Linked DNA regions of Mus musculus: region 1 is linked to region 2. A link is a loop called in an ENCODE intact Hi-C map of the cell type or tissue named here. Cell type or tissue: gastrocnemius. All regions are shown on one strand. Each heading gives the region's core, and the rest is flanking DNA. Links, peaks and the distances in the headings are about the cores only.

What was found. A loop is a pair of places that touch in the nucleus more often than their neighbours do. Peaks named below come from ENCODE experiments on the same cell type or tissue, not always from the same donor. Only the 100,000 strongest peaks of a DNase experiment are listed, where the experiment ranks them.
Region 1: a loop joins it to region 2, with 4 times the contacts of the local background. A loop is called at or near these places in 4 of 42 quality-filtered maps.

What each region holds. Positions count from the first base shown.
Region 1 is chrX:18,419,000-18,421,928 of GRCm38, forward strand. It overlaps Dipk2b (divergent protein kinase domain 2B), which reads right to left. Exons shown (of 5, transcript NM_175228.4): 4 at 1,349-1,637; 5 at 1-247. Among named protein-coding and RNA genes, the nearest start is that of Dipk2b, 41 kb to the right of the region's middle. In gastrocnemius, for the core only: no CTCF peak of the experiment used is centred there; DNase peaks (open chromatin) are centred at 1,370 and 1,591.
Region 2 is chrX:18,281,113-18,284,041 of GRCm38, forward strand. No RefSeq gene overlaps it. Among named protein-coding and RNA genes, the nearest start is that of Kdm6a, 120 kb to the left of the region's middle. In gastrocnemius, for the core only: no CTCF peak of the experiment used is centred there; no DNase peak of the experiment used is centred there.

The DNA of each region.
Region 1 (2,929 bases), core at 124-2,623, 140 kb after region 2:
GTAGCCCCAAGAACTTCTAGGTCTGTGCTGTTATCCTTGCTGCACAGGCTGAGAGCAGAGTCTATTTCCTTTTGCACAGGGGAGGGAAACTTTCCCTGGAGAAGTTGAGGCAGCAGCTGCTGACACACCAGCACAAGGCTTTGCTTCTCAGGGACAGTGTCACAGGAGGACAGCTGGATCTGGCAGTCAGAAACCAGGCAGCTAAAAATGTCTTCATTTTCTCCAGTCCTGGCAGCTGCTTGGCTGCCTAGAAGAGAAATAGAAACTATCAGATACTGTACAAACTATTCTTGCATGTGGGAGGTGGGGTAGGATAGGGTGGGGCACTGCCAATTAGAACTGCTGAGAGAAGGGCTTCACCTATTTTCCTATCACGAGAAGATTTAGGGCTCAGGAATGCAATAGCCCCTTCAGAGAACAGCACTGCATAATGTTCTCTGGCAATTAGGCTAAGGTGCAAGTGTGGGGAATCCACTGTCCCCCAGAAGCTGGGCTATAATTGTAGAAATCTGGATTACTGAATTAGGGAAGTAAGGATGCTATTAGGATTGGTTTCATTGAATATTTAAAATAGAAAGTTGGAGGGGGTATATCATTCATAATATGCCTTCAGCAGACTGCAATGGGACCAATGTTTGCATAGCCTGAATATTCTGGAATCAACCTTTCTTCTAATTTGATTCTTCTTAATAAAGGTAAATCAGGAAGTGAGAAAAAGGGTTTGTTTTCTCTATCTTTGCACTTTGTAAAAAAAAGTGTCATAAATGAGAAAAGTTTCTTGTCCTATTATTGTGCTCAGCATATTTGGTCACCTTGAGAAACTGGGGGTTAATGGGCTTTAGAACACTGGTTGAGCCTTATAAACACCGAGAAACACAATTCACTCACACATCTCATTCGGTTCCTTGTATTTTAAGTTTCAATCTTTACAGTCAGTGTATCAACACTGATTGCAAAGTGTACTAGTGCAACAGGCCGACAATTGGGTCTTAAATGAAGGCTAAGAACATCTAAGGAGAAAAGCTTGAGGGAGAGAAGGACCTGTGACTTGTGTATGAGTGAGATACAGAACCATCCTGGGAGGGCTCATCAGGGTTCATACCACAATGGACAATGTTTCTCATAGGCAAGGCCAAGCTCACTTTCTGTTTGGGATTGAAGATGAAACCAAAATTCAAATGGGGAGAGGGGGCATTGTTTTATGGCTGCTAACATCCCCCAAAGTTTGATTACTCAGTGACACACAGAGTATAAAGTCCCAGGAGTGTGACCCCAGGTCACCCCTCCTTAGCTTTGGTCACCCTGATATCCCCCTTGACAGCTGCTCAGCCAAGCCCATGCTGCGTACCTTCCTGCTTGTCGATGATGCCTAGCGCACTGGCATCTCGGATGAACAGATGCCCATTGTCAAAGATGCCAAACATGCCTGCATCAACATGGGTGAAATAGAAGAAATAGTTCAAGTCATTGCTCCTCAGGGATTCCAGGACCCTGAGGAGTTGGTAGGCAAGGTCAGCAGCTTGCTCTGGAGAGGCATCATAAAATTCTTGCAATGGTCTGGTACTGGTACTGACCAGGAATCTACCACAGGAGCCCAGGTACCTGGGCATTGGCCAGCCCTCTGCTCCAGGGAAGATCTGTCAAGCCAGAAGGAACAGGCATTAGACACAGAGAGAAATATCACAGAGACAGCTTGCTTTCTACCTCTCTCCTGCAGCCCACATAAATATGTCTTACTGCCAGCCTGGATCTCAAAACATGATGGCAAAACATTTCTTCATCTTTTTATACCTTTTGCCATGTGGTAAGGCTCATGCTCTTCCTCCACTTTTGTAATGCATTGCTAATGGAAGGAGGAATTCAGGGAGAAGGAGGCTGCTCTCATCTGTGCTGTGGATCATATTTCACAACTTTCTCCAAGTGAGACTTAAGAATGCTAACCAACCTTCACTGAAAATCACTGAATATGTTTATTTTAAGATGTGTCATTTAAAATATATGACTAGTCTGCAATTTCCAAGATATCATTGCTTAGAGGCCATGGGAAAAATAATAAAAGATTAACTTCAGGGTAACTACAAGACAAATAATAATAATAATGATAATAATAATAATAATAATAATAATATTACAAACAGGGTATCATGTATGTATATAGTTTCAGTTTTTCAGGAGGCTGAGGCAAGAGGGTTGAGGCCAGCTGTCTCAACAGAGCTCATGAATAAATAGAAGAATACAAGTACCTGGTTCTAAGTTAGGATAAGGATCATGCCAGTGACTGTTCTTTGGATGTCCCCACTGCTAGGCTGGGCATATCTGCCTTGCTCCAGTAACTACATACTCAAAGGTTCTTCTCAACTGGATGGAAGCTTCCAGATAGACAAATACTGGGAGAGTGTGGCTCAGCCTAACTACTTATAAGAGTTCTTCTCACCTTGTGGATTTGGGGAGGGAATCCTAGCTAGATTTTTCTTGACCATTTTTCAAAATAGTTTTTTTTTTTTAGCACTTCATAAATGAGCACTGCATCTCCATCACTCCCAGCCTTCCCTTCTCCCACTAACTCCTCCTGTGTCTCCCTTCTTTCTCCAAAATCCATGATCTTTATTATAGCTACACACAGATACATATATATTTATATGCATATATCTTTACATGTGTATATACAGCCTTCTGTGTCCATGTAGTATTACTCATATGCATATGTGACCAGAGCTCGCCATTTGTTATTGGACAATCTCTGTGGGAGTTTGTCCTGGAAGAGACTGATTTTCCTATTGACCACACATAGCTCTTCATCTCAGGGTAAGACCATGTAGAAATAGTCCATTTCTATGTTAGAATGTCAACTCTTGAATATGTTTTAATGAAGCTGTAATGAACTGATAAGAAAAATTATAAATACCACTTTACCCTTTGATTACCTTCT
Region 2 (2,929 bases), core at 273-2,772:
AATATATAAATAACAAAGCACATGTTGATCCAAGTGCCAACAAAATTCTTTTCTCATTGGCACTGATTAAAAGTTACTTTTAATGAGTATCAGTATTGCAATTTGATTTGCCTAACCTATTATTTAAGTTAATACAAAATTCTAAGTTTACATTTTAAAATAAAACCAAAGTCACATTTACAAAACAATGAACTGATAATTAGGACCTTTCAAAGTACTAGTAATTGACTAATCAAAATTAAGGACCAAATAATGTAGCAGCTTAAGTGAAATGAGGTGTCTTCTAGATATGAAATACTATTTTTATTGTGTGTCTGATGGGAAGGCTACATATATGCCATGCCATAAAATTATGTGGAATTTCATTTATTCTACATATTTATCACACACATGAGTAAAATGTGATTCCTGCTTTCTAGCCTTTTTATATACATCTAGGAAGGGATATATATATATATCCTGGGAGCTTAGAGATCAACTAGCAGGAGTGACATTGGGGCATGCATTTCAGCATCATCATACCTAACAGGACAAGCTGATTTGGGAATTCCAAATGTGGCTGAGGTTGAAGGAATGGCAAAAGACAGTTTGAAAAGAGCTAAAGACTCAACACTGGAAAGCTTTTCTTGCCATATGGAATGTTTGCATTTGTAGTTAATGTGAAACCATCTATTAGATTTAAGCTAAAGAACATTGAGTTTACAGTGCTCTTCCTGCCTGTTTATTAGTTTTGTACACTGTGTTTCTTATATTGACTTTGAACTCATATCCCTCAGCCTCCTGAACACGGAGATTACAAGCTTATACTACCATACCTAGCTTTATTGCCCTTTTCATCTTCTCTGCATTGCAACTTGATATTTCAGAAGGAAGAGATGATGCAGGCTTGAACTTCAAATTTTAAAGACCAAATCTGTAAGACCAAGTAGATATTTTTTCATGTAAACAAGGGTACTTCTTAGCCAGAATAGGTGATAACATGTGAGAAGTTCTGGAGGCACTAGATTTAACTGTAAAAGTAGCAATTGGATGTCTGAAATTAAGGTGTAACCTGGACCACAAGTATAGCTGAATGTTCTTTGAGGTGGTGCTAAAGACCCAAAAGATAATACAGGGACTGTCAGATGAAAAAACAGGTTGGTTAAATACCCAATACAAATATCAACACATAAAAGACAGGATACAAAGGAGCATAAAACTTAAGGTAACTAGAGTTAGGCTAGAACTTTTTGAAAAACAAACAAACAAAAAAAACTATTCCATGCCTCAAAGAAAAGGATTAGCCAGCTGGCTTTGAGTTGCCATTTGATTGTTGGTGATATTTGCCAGAGCTACTTCAGTGAAATAACGTGATTACTGAGAAAGGTATTAGTTTTGAGAGACGTGGATTGGTTTTGGTCTTTCTAGGAACTCCAGATAAGAAATTTAAGTTGCTACTCCTTGGTGACTAGCAAATCACCTATAAAACCGTATGTAGGGCTGGTGAGATGTGGATGACGGAAGAGCACTTGCCATAAGTGTTTGATCACCAGAACTCAACATGGTGGGAAGAGAACATTCCTTCAAGTTGATCGCTGACCTGTGTGTGTGTGTGTGTCATATATGGCTGCTACCTAAGCGTATGATGTTTTGTTTAAAAAAAAAAATTGAACAAGAAAATGAGAATTGACATTGTCATGACTTCAGTATTTCTGTCATGGACTTACATGATAGAAAGATTTGAAGGAAATGATATTTCCTTCCATTTAGCCCTGGTTTGACCTCATCTTTACATACAAGTAAATTCAGGCAAATGGAGATCATATAATTTGCATTAAGGGTTGTAGGTTACTTAATGCGGAAGCCAAAATATCTCTTTGCAGTCCCATTCCAAATTGTACTTCTTATTAGAGAACTAGGAATTGCTTAATCCTTAGTCTACCATTGTGTTAGTATTAAGGACTTATCCTGTTTGAATTTTTCTTTACCAAGCTCAAGATATCTTTAAACTTAATAACCTAAAATTAAGTTGGCCATATCTGATAGAACCTAAACCTTCAGACTAAAAGAGCACTGTTAATAGTTGGGTTGGACAACTGCTATGAAATGGAACCGCTCTAGTCAAACCAACGATGTATGGCCTATTTTTTTAAATGACTAAACATTTTAATACCAACAGGCAGAAAGATTGATTACTAATGAACATAAGGACTAATATTATAAGATAATTAGCTAGATAGTGGTGGTACACGCCTTTAATCCCAGCACTTGGGAGGCTGAGGTAGACTGATCTCTGACCTTGAGACCAACTAGATACAGCATGTGTCTGCGTGAATGCAAAGGATTCAAATGCAGATTCTCTTGCTTGTACTGCAAATATTCATCCATTAAAACATCTCCCCAGTCTCCCTGAATGTTTTTCTCCCCAATATATTATGGTATACATACAGGTAGTAAGATAATTACATATTATCTCTTTTTGTACATAATATGGTTACATATGTCCTGTCTCAAAGAAGATATTCATAACTGTGTGTAAGACCAGAGATAAATTTAATGGGTTGGAGAGATTGGTCATTGGTTAACAGCATGTATTGCTCTTCCAGAGGACCCAGGTTTCATTTCTAACACTCAATGTCAAGCAGCTTACAAGCCTAAAACTCCATCCATGTCCAGGAGATCCAATGTCTTCTTTGGGACTCCACAAGCATATGTACTCACATATGTCACTCCCCCCCCCCCACACACACACACACAATTCATAACTAAGAATAGCATTTTAAAAGGTATGTTTAATATAGAGCAATACTCTAAAATATACTTTCCTTCAAGAATGCACAAGTACAATATACTTACTTTAAAAGAGAAGGGGGACAGAGTAAGTGAATCCATAATACTAATGCATCAGAAGTTTTCATCTGAAAAGACTATAGTTCATCCAAGATTTAAA